Regions from separate parts of the Mus musculus genome. Here region 2 is linked to region 1. A link is a loop called in an ENCODE intact Hi-C map of the cell type or tissue named here. Cell type or tissue: gastrocnemius. All regions are shown on one strand. Each heading gives the region's core, and the rest is flanking DNA. Links, peaks and the distances in the headings are about the cores only. Region 1 has its middle 16 kb from the start of Prrc2b. Region 2 holds the start of Swi5 (SWI5 recombination repair homolog (yeast)).

The links. A loop is a pair of places that touch in the nucleus more often than their neighbours do. Peaks named below come from ENCODE experiments on the same cell type or tissue, not always from the same donor. Only the 100,000 strongest peaks of a DNase experiment are listed, where the experiment ranks them.
Region 2: a loop joins it to region 1, with 4 times the contacts of the local background. A loop is called at or near these places in 14 of 42 quality-filtered maps.

Annotation. Positions count from the first base shown.
Region 1 is chr2:32,130,934-32,139,262 of GRCm38, forward strand. No RefSeq gene overlaps it. Among named protein-coding and RNA genes, the nearest start is that of Prrc2b, 16 kb to the right of the region's middle. In gastrocnemius, for the core only: a CTCF peak has its summit at 3,294 (motif pointing left); DNase peaks (open chromatin) are centred at 1,510, 1,828, 3,289 and 7,155; H3K4me3 peaks cover 1,431 bases; H3K27ac peaks cover 4,973 bases.
Region 2 is chr2:32,286,658-32,294,974 of GRCm38, forward strand. It overlaps Swi5 (SWI5 recombination repair homolog (yeast)), which reads right to left and starts at 1,412. Exons shown (of 5, transcript NM_175190.5): 1 at 1,229-1,412; 2 at 940-988. Golga2 (golgi autoantigen, golgin subfamily a, 2) reads left to right here and starts at 1,669. Exons shown (of 26, transcript NM_001080968.2): 1 at 1,669-1,739; 2 at 5,436-5,558. The coding sequence starts at 1,692. In gastrocnemius, for the core only: a CTCF peak has its summit at 3,141 (motif pointing left); DNase peaks (open chromatin) are centred at 1,475 and 7,927; H3K4me3 peaks cover 3,103 bases; H3K27ac peaks cover 5,251 bases.

The DNA of each region.
Region 1 (8,329 bases), core at 69-8,068:
AAGACCAGACAGACTGGTTTGCCCATCCTTGGGATGAACTCTGGCTTACTGGGTGCTGGGGATGGAAGCCTGGACCTCCTGCATGCTAGGGCAGTTCGTTCTCTCTCTCTCTCTCTCTCTCTCTCTCTCTCTCTCTCTAGTCTTTAGCCCCTGTAAGGTATCCTTTCTGATCCAAGCCACTGTTACATATACACAGCACAGTAGACTGAAAATGGAGATGGGGTCCCCTCTCCCCTTCCCTTTGGAAGCTCAAAAGATCTGACAGAATGATTTGGGTACCTGTGAGCCGCCGAGCCCTGGGGTCTGGACTCTCAACGTTGGACAAACCACAAGGTCTCTGACCTCCTGAGTCTTTATCTGCAAAGAGGCCTGAGACCTTGTGGGGAGGTTTTGAAGAGAGGGACAGGAGGAGGCAGCCATGGAATCCATGACTGATAAGCAAGAGTAGAGGGCCCTCTCAGAGGCCGTAAAGCCCACGCAGGTCAAGGTTATCCGGGTTGGAGTAGAGCCAGAGACAGGAGGCAATGAGACACAGAAGGCTAAGTGTCACAATTAGAGGAGTCAGATGCAGAGCAGTGATCCCAGGCTGCGTGGCCGTAGGGACCAGTGTCAGCAACTCCCGTCCAAGCCTGGCCCATCCACTACTACCTTTGTGTCCTGAAGCTAACCTCAGTCTTTCCCATCTGCAACATTAGCCAGGGCTAACCCCCAGCCTGTCCACAATGCACAGACCTCCAGCTAGCCCCAGCTTGGGGATCCTGAAGAGAGCTCTTATACCCTCTAGCCCAGCCATGAGCATCCATCCTGACCCTAACCAGGGTGTGCAGTAGAGACATGATAAATGGAGCTCTGTCCCAGGGATGTGATGTTGGTCCTGGGTCTGAAAACTTAGCCCACTTACTGTCTGGCCCTCTTAGCTTACAGAGGTTTAGCAGTTGAACTGTGCACCCCCTAAAGTAGATGTGTTGGGGACCTAACCCTAGGCCCCCAGATGTGACCTTATTTTGTCTTTACAGCCATAAGAAGAAGCTAAAATAAGGTTACCCTAGCTTACTAAGATCACCTTATTTAAAAAAAAAAAAAAAGCCACAGCATAAACAAACGGCAGGAGTCCTCCTGTATGATAGTTCAACAGATAACTGCATTTGCACCAAGCTGACAAGTTGGTTCAATGCTCAGGCCCTACATGGTGGAAAGAGAGAACCAACTCCGAGAAAACATTCACACACAAATAAATACATTTTAGAGAAAAAACAAGAGGCAGATCTGAAGTTCAGTTCCAGTGGTTAAAACAAAACAAAACAAAACAAACAAACAAACAAACAAAAAACCCACTTCACACCATGTCCAGGGTTTGAGCCTCAGACCTAACAAACGGAACTGGTGAAGTTAGGGCCTGGGAGCACTGCTCAGTGGCCAAGTGCTTACTGTGCAGGTGTGAGGAGCTGAGGTCGGCCCCTTGGCACCTGTGTAAAAGCCGGGGGCAACAGTGTACATCTGCAATCCCGCTCTGGGGGGACAGAGACAGCAGAGTCCTGGGGGCATGCTGGCCACACAGTCAAACTAACATGGTGAAGTCCAGGTTCACTGAGAGACCTTGCCTCCAAAAAAAAAAAAAAAAAAAAAAAGTGGGAAAAAAATAGAGCCAATTGAAAGCACATACGAGGGGGCAGGCAGGGAGTTCTCCGAGCAGAGAGAAGAGCACAGATGGAAGGAGGCAGCGATGCTTTCATAAGGCAAGGAAAAGGAGCCAGAGGCTACCGAGAGGGAGAGGCCAGACGGGAGGGCGTGGCCAAATGGGAGGGAGGGGCCAGACGGAAGGGAGGGTCCAGATGTGAGGGAAGGTCAGGACGGAGGGAGGGGCTGGGGGAAGGGAGGACCCAGAGGGAAGGGAGGGGCCAGATGAGAGGGAAGGTCAGGACGGAGGGAGGGGCTAGGGGGAAGGGAAGACCCAGGCGGAAGGGAGGGGCCAGACGAGAGGGCGGAGCCAGACCTAGACAGCCTTTCCCTAGGTCTTCACACCTTACCTTTGGCCCACTGATCCCCTAAACTGTGAGGTAATACACTTCTGTGGGTTGTTACAGTGTCTCTAGCAAACTAAAGTACCTACAGTACCCAAGTCCCTAGCCCTAACCTTTGCAATGTAATAAAGCCTGGAACCATTAAAAATAAAACAATGGGCTGGAGAGATAGCTCAGCGGTTTAGAGCACTGACTGCTCTTCCAGAGGTCCTGAGTTCGATTCCCGGCAACCACATGGTGGCTCACAACCATCTGTAATGAGATCTGATGCCCTTTTCTGGTGTGACAGCTACAGTGTACTTAGATATAATAAATAAATAGCCGGGCGTGGTGGCACACACCTTTGATCCCAGCACTTGGGGGGCAGAGGCGGGTGAATTTCTGAGTTTGAGGCCAGCCTGGTCTACAGAGAGAGTTCTAGGACAGCCAGGGCTTCGCAGAGAAACCCTGTCTCGAAAATACATACATAAATAAATAAATAAATAAATAAATAAATAAAAAAGACAAAAGGCCTCCTGCATTCCTACCACTATCTCTTATTGAATTTAAGCTTATATAGCTTTTGCCTAGCTTTGTATGTAGTGTGTGTGTGTGCCCAATGAGCAATGCATGTGCAGTGTTGAGGCCGGAGGCTGACATCAGGTGTCTTCCAGAACAGCGCTCCATCTTGTTTTTTGAGGCAGGATCTCTTACTGAAGCAAAAATTGACCAGATGGGTAATGGTAGCCAGTGAAATCCAGAGGTTTCCTTGTTTCTGCCGCACCACCAGTGTGGAGGTTACAGACATACACTGCAGCACCTGGCTGCCAGGCAGGTATTTAGGGACCCAGATCCAGGCCTTCATGATTGTGTGGCAAGAGGCTTGCCAGCGGAGTCATCTCTCCCTCAGCAGAGTCTCATCATGTATCTGTGGCTAGCCTTGAACTTGCTATGTACATCAGGCTGGCTCTAGACTCACTGAGATCCCCCTACCCTTGCCTCCTGAGTACTGGAGCCCACCACACCCCGGGACCTTTTGTTGTAAGACATTCTTGCACTGTAGCCCAGGCTGACCTTAAACATACAGTCCTTCTGCCTGTTCCCCAATGTCTAGATCATGCTCAACTTAATCAATATTCCCTGAACTCCTCTCTGTACCCAGTCTCTGTATTCTGGTGGAGAAGTACCCTTTTTCCAGATCTTTAGAGCCCAGTGCTGGCCACAGAAGACCGTAACTGGAATAAATATAGAGCTTGTGGCACCCCCTGCTGGTCATCCTCAGCATAGCACTCCTCTCTCTAGAGAAGGTGAGTGTTTGCTGGAGATTTATTGAAGGCAGGTGAGGGCGCTGCAGGACATGCTATAACAGTCTAGATGTCTAGACTTGATGTCTGGAGGAGCCCCAGGAAGTTTCATAGAACCTGGATGGCAAGGAAGGCCCTGATCAGAAGAGAGGTGCAGGGAAGGGTAAGATGTAAAGGCTTTGTATGGAAGGCCATTGGAATCCCATCACAGGAGGGACAAGAATTAAAAGCAGAGGACCCTGGGTAAGTGCCAGCCTGCATTCAGCCAGGAATCTTGACCCAGGAAGGTGTTGAGGTCCTGGGGGGAGTGGCATTTCTTGCAGAGCCTTACATGGCAGCATTTCCAAGGAGTCAGTCAGGAAAGGCATGGGGTAGGGGAAGGATTCCTGCTGCTGCTGAGAGCTCCCCTAGGAAGAGGAGGGAAACAGGCTAGGGAGTGAGTAGGGGACATTCCATAGGTGGATACAGACCACAGCTCCTGCCTCGGAGAAAGTAAGAAGAGACAGTTTTACTCTTGGGCCAGGGAGATGACTCAGTGAAAAATGGGTTTGCTGGGAAAGTAGAGGAACCTGAAGGACCCCAGAATTCAGATCCCCAGAACCCAGGTAAAAAGCCGGGGGGAATCCCAGGAACAAACCAGCTGGCTAGACTAGCCAGAACTGTAGCGCTCCAGATTCAGTGAGAGACCCCACCTCAGTGCATAAAATGGAAGCTGTTGGAGGAAAGTCCCAATGTCAACTTCAGGGATCACACACACACACTACATACAAAGCTAGGTAAAAGCTATATAAGCTTAAATTCAATAAGAGATAGTGGTACGAACGCAGGAGGCCTTTTGTCTTGTTTATTTATTTATTTATTTATTTATTTTCGAGACAGGGTTTCTCTGCGAAGCCCTGGCTGTCCTAGAACTCTCTCTGTAGACCAGGCTGGCCTCAAACTCAGAAATCTGCCTGCCTCTGCCTCCCGAGTGCTGGGTTTAAAGGCGTGCGCCACCACGCCTGGCATAGCTAAGCAGTGGTGGTGAATGGTTTTCATCCCAGTGCTTGGGAGGCAGATTTGAGGCCAGCCTGGTCTACAGAGTAAGTCAGGGAGCCAGGACTATACAGAGAAACCCTCTTTCTTTCTTTCTTTCTTTCTTTCTATCTATCTATCTATCTATCTATCTATCTATCTATGTATATGGTTTGGTTTCTGGATTCTTTGGTTTTGTTAGTGAAATTTCCTTGTGTAGGCCAGGCTGGCCTCAAACTCTCAACCCCCTGTCTCTATCCCACTGCATCTGACTCTACTCTGTTGCAAATATATATATATATATATATATATTGTTTGGAGATGGGGTCTCATATAGACCATGATGGCTTCAAACTCTCCATGGAGCCATGCTGACTCAGACATGAGGCTGGCAAGAAGATTGCTATGGGTTCAATACCAGCCTGGGCTACAGAGTAAGACTCACAATCAAATGTTACTTTTGGTGGCAGCACATGCCAGTGTCATCTGCATCATCTGTGTGGAGCCCTGTCTGCTGACAGAGGACTTGTGGCAGCCTGGCTCTGTCAGCTTTTGATATTTGCTGATGAAGAACTAAATTTCAGATCCTCCACAGATTGCTGCTGTTTTATTTGTTACAGTTTTGTTGTTTTTCTGTTGTTTTGACAGGCTGGGCCAAGGTGGTGCACACCTTTAATCCCAGCACTCAGACTCAGGAGGCAGAGGCAGGTGGATCTCTGAGTTTAAGGCTAGCCTGGTCTACAACAGAGCGAGTTCCAGGATCACCAGGGCTATACAGAGAAACCCCTGTCTTGGAAAAAAAAAAATGCCTCAGTGGCTAAGAGCACTGGCTGCTCTTCCAAGGACCTGGGTTCAATTCCCAGCAACCACATGAAGTTCATAACTGTCTGTACCTCCAGTTTCAGGGGATCTGACACCCTCACATCAATGCACATAAAATAAAATTATTTTTATAAGAAATGATACCTTCATGTTTTAATTTTCTCAGGCCGTTTGTGACCCTGTCCTCTAAGCCTCCCCCACCCCTAACTCCTGACCCAGTCTGCTGCTGCTGCTTCTTCTTTTTCTTCTTCTTCTTCTTTTTTTTTTTTTGGTTTTTCAAGACAGGGTTTCTCTGTATAGCCCTGGCTGTCCTGGAATTCACTTTGTAGACCAGGCTGTCCTTGAACTCAGAAATCTGCCTGCCTCTGCCTCCCAAGTGCTGGTATTAAAGGTGTGCGCCACCATGCCCGGCTTGCTTGCTTGCTTGCTTTCTTTCTTTCTTCCTTTCTTTTTAAAACAATCTTTTTTTTTAAAGATTTATTTATTATTATATCTAAGTACACTGTAGCTGGCTTCAGATGCACCAGAAGAGGGCGTCAGATCTCATTACAGGTGGTTGTGAGCCACCATGTGGTTGCTGGGATTTGAACTCAGGACCTTTGCAAGAGCAGTCAGTGCTCTTACCCGTTGAGCCATCTTCCAGCCTTCAGTCTGCTTCTTAAGAGATCCAAATGCTGTCGAGTTTATCGTTAGTCCCTTAGCTCATGGTCCCTTCCTCATGTCCCAAGAGCACAACCATCAATCACCTCTGCAACTGTTGTCAGCCCCAAGGATTCCACTGTATTTGCTGGGATCCTTAGTCACACCCGCCCATTCCCCACGCAGGTCCAGTAACAACACACATGAGCTGGGGACTAATGAGGGTGGGTACATCTTTCTGGTCACAGCTGTTATAAACTTTTGTGTACAAGTATTCTCATTTCTCTGAGGACAGTTGGTCCACTTTGACAAATTTATAACTTTTTGTTTGTTTGTTTGTTTGGTTTTTGAGACAGGGTTTCTCTGTATCCCTGGCTGTCCTGGAACTCATTTTGTTGACCAGGCTGGCCTCGAACTCAGAAATCCTCCCTCTGCCTCCCAAATGCTGGGATTAAAGGCGTGTGCCACCACCGCCCAGCTAATTTATAACATTTCTGCATGAACTCCTGGAGGCCACAGGCGACCTTACATGCCTTCCTAATAGCTCTCCACTTTTATTATTATTTTGTGGTTTTGTTAGATATGTATTTGATGTGCATGAGTATTTTGTCTGCACGTATACATGTGCCTCATGTTCATACCTGGTGTTTTTTTTAAGTCAGAACCAGGACAAACAAGACTATAGAGAGGATTTTGCCTTGGAAAAACAAAAAACCAAACAAGATCAATAACAAAATGTGGTTGGGTACGATTCGCTTTCTACAGGCCTCAGAACTTCAGACCAACTTTGCAAAGCCTTTGGCTGGTTACACTTCCCCTGAAGTTCCTCTCCTGCCACCAGAGACCGGTTAATAAGGCCGCCCAGCAACTGGCCTTTGACTAGTGGTGGCTAAGGAAAGAGTTCGGTGGGAAAACGGCTAGCCATGAAGGCAGGAGGACGTGATTTCAATCTCCAGCACCATGCGTGGTGGAAAACCGCAGAGCTGGAAAGGCGGAGACAGGAGGATGACTTCAGCAGCTCGCTGCCCAGACAGAGCGTGACTTGAGTGAGAAACCCCGTCTCTGAAACACAAGACAGACAGCCCGGTGTTCTGTATCTGCAGGGGACTGACTGCTCCTAGCTGCTTACTAAGTTACCAAGCCTGGGTTCCAAACTCGAGGAAACCCGCTGCGGCCGGATCCCGGGCGACCCGGACCGCACAGCAGCCAATAACAACCGGGCGCTGCCAGCCCCACAATCTGCCGGACGTCGCAGTACGGATGACCTCACAGCGCGTCGCGGAATCTCAGCCAATCGGAGCAAATTTCTGGGAGAGAGGCAGAAACTTCACCCAATCGCTTACCCCCGACCATAGCTCGTCCAATCACAATGCGAGACAGTAAACCCCTGCCCCTCCCCCCCAAAAAAAAACAAGAGGGGGAAAGGAAAGGGATGCGGCTATAAGGCCCCACCCTCTACCCCGCGATAACACGGATCTGCGCATGCGCGGGAACGCTGAGGCGTTGCAGGCTGTGCTATTCCTGGGTTTGATGACCCGTCTGTAGTACACTGCATGAAATATATATATATATATATATATATATATATATATATATATATATATTTTTTTTTTTTTTTGTTTTGTTTTGTTTTCTGAGACAGAGTCTAGTAAAGCCTAGGCTGGCTTTGAACTCCTTGTGTGTACGAGGATCTTGAACTGATCTTTTTGCCTCCTCCCCTTGAGTTCTGAGATTACAAGCGAGCATCACCACACCCTCTAGAATGTGATTCTTTGAAAATTCATCCACTCTATGAGCGTTAGTTTAAATAGGACAAAAACGCTTAGGGCATTAATCCACTTAGCGAGCACTGCAACAGATGCCCGCTTGGTTCTTTGAGGAAGTCAGAACAATATGAAATTGTACTAATATGGATTTACATGGATTGACCCTCAGCTGAGATAAGGGTCCCTGGTCAGTCTGTATGCTGCATATTACTGAAGTGGTTTTTTTGGTTTTGTTTTTTTTAGATCAGATAATCAGAAATAAAAAGATCATGTTTCCCTCTTTTACCCCAGAGGGTCCTTTTGTACCCTCCCCCGGGGTAGCAGCACTTCACTCTGCAGACTTTCCTTTTATTGTCTGTAGAGAGGCAGGCGCCTGGCAAATGTGTGTGTAAGCCCTGGAGACAGATTGCCTGGGTTGAGGCCAGGCCCTGAACATACATTCTTAGCTATTTCAAGCAAGGCATGTAACCCTTTCATACAATATCTTCTTTAGAATGAAGGTATAAACAGAAGCTGTCTCTAGATTCTTGTGAAGATCAAGTGAGTTTGTATCAACATGTTCAGAATGATGCCTAACCCATAATAAGCAATGAACATGGACATCACAACACTATCTCCTCCTCCCCCAGTGCACACCACCAGACTGCTATCTCCAGTCTCCTAAGCAGTTAAGTGAGGACCAAGGGAGGGAAATCAGAAAATCTGACAGTGGTAATTTGGAGATAGGTACCCATGGGGAACACCAGCAAGCTGAGTCCGGAGGGGTGGGTAGGACACACCCATG
Region 2 (8,317 bases), core at 1-8,000, 160 kb after region 1:
ATTAAACTAGTGTGGGACCACAAAAGGGCATCCTTGAATACAGCCTGAGTCTGGGACCAGCCTGCCTCCATCTGAGGCTTAAAAGCCATCTTATTAAGTACAAAATACACTCAATCCTCTTTATGATTAAACCTGCTTCTCAAGGAATTGGGCTATGCCCCACCTAAAACCTTAACTTCAAATGGTTCTGCATGGCCTGTTACAGGGATGGCAGTCTTGTCTTTGTTCCAAAAAGTTGTTTATAACCATCTTGCAACCCCACCTTTGTTTCAAAAGGAAGACCTTGTTCTGCCCATCTTGCAATCATGTCTTTGAGGAGGTCATTTGGACTAACGGGTATGCTTATGTTCTGCCTCTGTAACCCCACCAAGTCCCCATTTAGAAACCCCCTACCCCTGAACTCTAAAAAGCCTTGTCGTCCTCAATCCGAGGCTGACTTTTCGAGCTCCGCCTTAGGGACCCGTTTACACGAATTAAAATGTTTGCTTTAACCAACTGTTTGCTTTGAGTTGGCCACTATGATTTGGGTCTTTCTCCTCTAATCTTTGGTATTGACAACTGTCTCAAAGGGAAGGGGTATAAAAAAAAAAGAAATTACTAAAAAGAAGCGAATCATCTAAAAGAGTACTTTAAAAATTCATCTTTTGAGGATGAGAAATGAATAACTTTGAGTTTTGGGGGTGGCATTGGGAGTGGTCAGCATAAAGATGCACATATTTCTTGACTGGGGAACCATGCAGGGACTGGTGGCAGGCTGGGTGAGGGGACAAAGCAACGAGCAAGAGCGGTTGGAGAAGCGTAGGCATCGGGCAGGTAGGACTGGGAGGGGAGGAACCCATGTCTGAGAAAGGAAAGAGAAGGAGTGGAATTAGGAAAGGGCTAAGCTTGGAGGCGACCGGCGGGTGCTGGGATGCAGAGGGGTGGGGCTGATATACTCACCGGTGATCGGTAGCCGCCATGGTAAAGTCGGCTGAATTCTGACTCACCCCTGGGGAGGAACCCGAGAAAAAGGCTGATGAGGATGGGGTTACCGAGGGGGCGCGGGAGCCGCAGCTGCAAGAGGTTGGGTCGGGACCCAGCTACTGGGATGGGGTGGGGGTCTTTGGGGTCGGGGTGCGCATCGTGGGAAGGGGAAAGTGTGGAGAACGGGTTACGGAGAGGCCTGGTGAGGAGGCGTGAGGGGTCGGGCAAGGGCTGGAAAACGAAGCGCGGCGCGCTCCTCACCCACCTCCTGAACCCTAAGGTCCGGGGCACCCGGAGTGGGGTGGGCTTAAACTCGGAAGGGTCCAGGGTTGGGGTTAAACGGCTGCTTCAGGGAACTAGAAACCGACGACGGAGACCACCAACCGCCCCACGTCAGGCTGCGCACGCACCAAGTTAAAGCGGTTCCGCCCCTGCTTCCCATAGGCCGCTGTGAGGGGTCATGGCTGCGCGCGCAGCTCTCGTCGTTAACTCCACCCGTCGCTCAGGCCTCGCGACCGCGTGGCCACGCCTCCCTGTCGTTCATCGTTCTCATCAGCCAATGGGCTTGGAGAAGGTAGGTCACGCTGGGTTTCCGAGCGTCCAAGGGGCGCTCTGCACCCGCCTTCTCTGGCCCTTGTAGAGAAGCCGTAGCTTCCGGAAGCAGTTTCGCGGTGGCTGCCGGGATCGTGGTGATGTGGCCCCCCCGCTTCCCCCCTCCCCGCCCCGGGATGTCGGAAGAAACCAGGCAGAGCAAATTGGCTGCGGCCAAGAAAAAGGTAAAGCGCTCCGGGTCGCGGCCCCTTGACCCCACCCGAGCTCCTCCAACGGCAGGACCCATGACCAGAGTCCGAGTCTTTCCCGAGACACACGGGTAGAAGAACCCCTCAGCGCCCTGGGCTCCCCCAGTGAAGTCTTCTCAGCCAGCCCCGCCCCCTCAGCAACCCAGCCCCCGCCCTCTCAGTCGCCCCTAGGTGACTTTGGTCAGTGACACAGGGTCTCTTAGCCCCCGGCTCCGGACGCTCCAATCCAGACCTCCCAGGGCACCTGTCTCCAAGGTCCTCGGTCCTGGCCCTGTAGGCGACTCGGGCGTTGGTAGTATGGAGTGGAATGTAGTTACGTCACAGTCCCCCCTCGAAACTGTCATTACTACTCCGAGTCTGGTTTGGATTGCTCCACCTGCTCACCTAATGTTGTTGCCCCTTTTCCCGTTTCTCTGGTGGAGAACCCATTTCCACCTGGAAGGGAGCCCAAGTGTGGAATCTAGTGCGGAGACGCTGTAGGCGCCCGCATTCCCTTAACTTAGCATTAGTGTGAGCACAACACTGTCAGCACCCCTTGCTGACATGGATTGGTTTGGTTTGGATTTGGTTGTCTGCTCTCTAGAGAGACTGTAATCTCTCTGGAGCAAAACGCATGTTATAGTGTTGATCAGTGTCTTGGGGAACTGAACTTAACTTAAAATTCAGCCAGAATGTCTTTTCCAACTGGGGTGGTGAGAAGCACGGGATGCGGGTGAGGCATCTCACGGGAAACATCACTTTCCCATGCTTCTTTTGAGAGAAAAAAACCATAAAAGTCTGGTTTGGCATTTTCATAGATTTGTAGAGACTTCTCTCTGCGATGACAAGGGCTGTGCCCTTTCTGTTCCCATGTTCACTAAAGCCGTGGCTTCACGGTTTCTGCCCTTCTGTCATGTTGTAAACTTAGGAAGCAGGTTTAGGAAGTACTGCGGTGTACCTTTAGTATGTGTTGCTAAAACGGCCCCAGTGGAGTTAGGAGTGGAGCTGAGTTGTTAGGGTGTTTGTTTAGTATATACAAGGGCCTGTTCAGTACTCAGCGTAGTTTGCAAGAGTGGTGGCCTACCATGTATGAGGCTCTGGCTTGGATCCTGCAATGGCATTAGCTGGGCAGAGCAATGCATGCCTCTAATTTCCAAGACTGGAGGTAGAGGCAGAAGGATCAGGCCTTCAAGGTTATTTTTGTCTATATATGGAATTTGAGACCAGCTTGGTATATGGCATACCCAATATTGGGGCTGGAGAGAGGTTCAGCAGGTAAAAGCACTTGTTGCTCTTGCAGAGGACCTGGGTATAGCTCCCTTCACCCACAAGTCAGCTAACAACTATCTCAGCTAACTCCCTGGCTAGATGTTGTATATTATGCCCTCTTCTGGCCAATTAGGTTACTGCATGTACATGATGTACAGACATACATGTAAGCAAAAACAAACAACTACCCTCATATACATACAATCTTTTTAAAAATTAAATTAGATTTTGTGTTTGTTTTTGAGACAAGGTCTGTGTATTCCTGGCTGGCCCTGAACTCAGATATGCCTTTCTCTACCTGCCTAGTACTGGGTGAAAGGTGTAGGCCACCAAACCCAGCAATCCTGGTTTGTTTGTTTTCTTTTTTGAAGGGAAGCTGTATATATATGACTCAGTATTAGAATGCTGGGCTCTCATGCATAATGCTCCAGGTTCAGTCCCCAGCACTGCAACAACAACAAAGAAACCATTGATGTACTGGGCAGTGGTGGTGCACGCCTTTAATCCCAGCACTCGGGAGGCAGAGGCAGGTGGATTTCTGAGTTCGAGGCCAGTCTGGTCTACAGAGTGAGTTCCAGGACAGCCAGGGCTACACAGAGAAACCCTGTCTCGAAAAACCAAAAACCAAACCAAAACCCTCATTGACGTGAAGTTGCATTGAGAGTACTTTGGCTTTTGACAGTGCGATGGCTCATGGGTAGAGTATTTCCACACAAGCAAGGGGACCTGGGTTTGGATTTCCTAGATTCTATATAAAACCAGACATGGCAGCATGAATCTGTAAGCTTAGATGTCTGGCTAGATGAATGGTGGAGACAGAATTTTTAGAAGCTGAGGGGCCATCTAGCCTGGTGTGTGTGGTAATGAGAGACTTGTCTGAGAGTGGGAAAGAGGAAGCAACACTGAGGCTGTCCTCCGACATTGTTGCATGCACCATGACATAGCTATGTATCCTTTCTCACAGTGTGCATACATATATGTTTCCTCTGACAATCCTGTATATGTCATAACATGCATGTGTTCAGGCACACACACACATACACACACACACACACACATATGTTATAAGGATATGGTCTTTGAGAATTATTCCCAGCACAGACATGACGGTTCACAATCATCTGTGATTCCGGTTCCAAGGGTTCATGCTCTTCTGAACTCTGTGTGCACCAGGTATACATGTAGTACGCGCGCGTGCACATACACACACACACACACACACGGGCAAAACACTCATGCACATAAAATATACTTAAAAATAAATAAGAATAAAGACGGTCTTCTGTTATATAGTTGCTTGGCCTGGAACTTGCTATGTAGACCAGGCTAGTCTTATCTCATCATAGATATCCCTCCGCCTCTGCTTTGAGGGCTAGGATTAAAGGGGAGCACCACCATGCTAGCAAGAGAAAATGTCTGAAAAGAGGAGTGGGGTTTAAGGTCCAGGATACATAGTTCTTGTCTAGTAGTTCATGTGTTTGCCTGTTGTCTTTGGAGTCTGGGGATCACTGGGGAGCCCAGGCTGGCTCCCCTCTCATGCCTCCTGCCTCTCCCAGGAGTTGGGATTATAGATAGGTGACAGCACACCCAGCCAATTCCTGCCAACTAAATGTTTACTCTCTGGTCTCTACCTTTAGATTTTTCCCTTTGGGAGCTGCAAACCCCAGAGCAGGGCATCAGAAGATTTGAGTTTAGATTCCGTGTTTGCCTCTGTGTGTATGTGTATGGGCATGTGTGTATGTTGCTGGAATGGAATTTAGGGCCTCTTGAATGCTAGCCAAGTATTCCACTGAGCTACATTCCCAACCCAATTACTACCTTTTTAGCCATGCCATTTCTTCTGCCATTAAGAGGTCATTATTATATCTTGTAGACTCGTGGTACCATTACATGAGACTTACGTACATAAGAGTATTTTTATCGGGCCCTGGAGAGATGGCTCATCAAATAAGAGCACTAAGTGTTCTTCCAGAGGACCTGGGTTTGGTTCTCAGCACCTACATGACAGATTGAAACTACCTGTAACTCCAAGATCTGACACCCTCACACAGATAATACATGCAGGCAAAACACCAATGTACATTTTTTTTAAAGTATTTTTATAAAAACAGCATAGAAAGAGACCAGGCATGAAATATTCCACTCTGTAATCTAATTTGCACAAGGGCCTAGGCCTGATTTCCAGGACTGTAGAAACCAAGTATGGTGGCACCTGCTCCTGGTGCGTTTAGAAGTTCAGGCAGGAAGATCAGATGTTCATAGTCATCCACATAGTGAGTTAGTGCCCAGCCTGGGATACGTGAGACTGACTCAGATGGCACATACAGAAACACGAAGCAAAGAGCTCAATAAACTAGAGGCTGGAGTAGAGGCTGTGAGTGTGAGGCAGATGGCTCTCATTTCTCTCTGTTCTCCTTTCCACAGCTGAGAGAGTATCAGCAGAAGAACAGCCCGGGTGTTCCTGCAGGAGCAAAGAAGAAGAAAAAGATTAAAAATGGCCATAGCCCAGAGAGACCCACTGCCAGTGACTGTCAGTCACCAGAGAATGTGAGTCTTGGCCAACAGAGTCCTGTGGAATGGGGGCAGGTGGGAAGAAGCGGGGAGGGCTGTGGTTCAAGTGGAAATGTCAGGTGCTGGTTAAAAAGTCTGGCTTTGAGGGCTTGTTGCCTAGTTCAATGGTAATGAACTAGGGCTCATCTCACAATGGCCCTGGGTTTTATCTCAGCACAGGAAAAATTAAATCTGAGTCTGAATTCTATCTCTCCATCAGTTGGCAATATGATAACTTTAGGGCAAGTTGGTTAAACTCTCTGAGCCTCTTTTTACATAGCTGTACAATAGCGGTAATATTTTTAATGTGTATCTATAAAGATTAAGTGAAGTTTATTGCGGTTGTTTTTCTATTAATTCCCCTAGTGGAGGGTCTGCTGTGGAGTTAACAGTGAGCTAATAGGTACCGCTTGATTTTCTTGGTTTGGGGTAGAAATCAGACCAGAGGGAACATCATTGCTCTCATACTTCTGAAACGCAGCCATCTGTAAGAGATTTGAGTGTTAAGTCCATCATTGTCGTGAGCTTGCTGGGTTACCTCAGGAAAGTCACACACACACACACACACACACACACACACACACACTTCCTTCATCTGACAGGATGATGGTGGACTAGCTTATTGTCTTACAGACTCTCTTTTTAGCTGTACTGTAGCTGTGTAAAAGTGAAGTCTTATTTGAGAGTCAGGTTTTAAGGTGGCCTTGGGGACTGGGGCCTTTGCAGATTGCTCCCTGTAATCCTGGGTGTGTGGAAAGGGTCTTGTGTATGTTGAGTTGCTGCATTGGTCAGGTGTATTGACTCCATCCCTTGGGGACTCTTGCTTACTCTGAGGGCTGCCTCTGACAAGGCAGCAGGTGGCTGCTTGGAAGGATGGCACAGGCCTGGGTATTGATCTGTGCTCCTGAGTGTTCCATCTCCCTGACTGTTTCTCTTCTTCCTGCCCTGACTTTCTTACTTCCCCACCCCTCCCTGCCCCCCTCCTCCCTCCCTCCCTCCTTCCCTCCCTCCCTCCCTCCCTCTCTCTCTCTCTCTCTCTCTCTCTCTCTCATCCCTCCTCCCTCCTCCCCCCTTTTTCCCTTCTTGCCTGCTGTAGATTAAGGACATTCTGAAGGTGCTGGTGTCCGACCTTAACCGTTCCAATGGGGTCTCACTCCCCCCATTAGACAAGAGGAAGGTGAGGCAGTACTGAGCGAGACTCCCTCTGGCTTGCTCTCCCAGCCATGCATGCCACAGAGGCCTCCCTGCTTTGGGGACCCTCTGCCACTGGCTCACTTTGTGTTGCCTCAGTTAACCATCAGCTCCTGTGTCTGCTTTGTCAACTGCTTGCTTGATTGGGTTCTTTTCTTTCCCTGTATCATTTCTCATCTTAGAGAAGATGAGACCCACCTTGAAAGTTAAAGCTAACTGGGGAAACAACTTTCAGATCGGATGTTTATGAATGAGACTAGAGTTTATGACTGCCTAGCATGGTACTGTCAGACTGGGACAGATGGAACACAAAAACACCTTTCAGGTCTTGTCCTCTGGGCATCTGTCTCTAAAAAACTAGACCATAGAAATTTGTGGTTCTTTTTTATGAACTCATTTTAGTTTGAAACTTAGGAACATAAGGTTATGAGAAAGTGAATTTATTGTATAGTTTCTGGGATTAAGACTTTTTTTTTCTAAGAAACCCTCAACAGGCAGTGGTGGCACATGCCTCTATTCTCAATACTCTGAAGGCATAGAGACAGGCAGATCTCTGAGTCTAGGAGGAAGTGGCCATGCCTGGTCTACAAAGTGAGTTCAAGGACAACTAGAGCTACACAGAGAAACCCTGTCTTGAATAAAAAAAAAATGAAGAGAAACTAACTGCGAAAAATGTAAACTTAACTAACAAATGAGTGACCAGGAGAAGCTGCCCTCAGTCTCTCTGAAAACTCAGTGGACTGAATTCTTGATAGGAAAGGCACTTTGCTAAACAGTGACAAAACAGATGAGCAAGCCAGGCGCAGTAGTCCATGCCTGTGAGCCCAGCGCTCCAGAGACTGAGGCAAGAGGACGGCAAGCCCAAGCCAGCCTGGGCTGCATCTCGAGAGCCAGTCTCAAGCCAATAGCAGACTAGATGCACAGGACAAGAGTCACGTGACCTCCAGGATGCCTCACATAGGGACAGGAGCGCTGGTTCCCAGTGGACTCGAGGCTGGGGAAGGGACATTTGTAGCTGCTTCGATGGTGAAAGATGAGCTGACAGGCAGGCACAGTTCAGACACGGAGCATCCAAGTGCAACAGGACCTGTGTCGCAGGGCTGAGAGTTGGCCTCCTGGACATAACTTAGTACTTCAGTTTACATGTGCCAGGGGACATGTGCCAAACAAAAGGAGCAGGCTTCTGTCCAACTGAAGGAGTGGTCTGAGCCAAGGCCATGTCCTGTTATTCTGGGGACTCGCAGACTGGCGTTGGCTCTTTTCCGCTAACAGAGCTGATGCTGGGCAGGTGCTGCAGTCTGCTCAGGTGCTGGGCCTCAGTACTCAGCTCAGAAATGGCACATTGTGTGTATGGGAATGGGGGACACATATTTGGTGTTTGTTGTGCTATGGATTCACACAGCCCGGGCTCTGGTTTCCCCTTCAGGAAATACTCACCAGAGCACCCCACCCCCCACCCCCCGTCCAGAAGTGAAGACTTTCCTTGTGTTTTTGAAAACTTTCTAGAATTAGTAACTGATTTTCTACTCCAGGAGTAAAGGAGATTAATATCTCCTGAGAAGAGA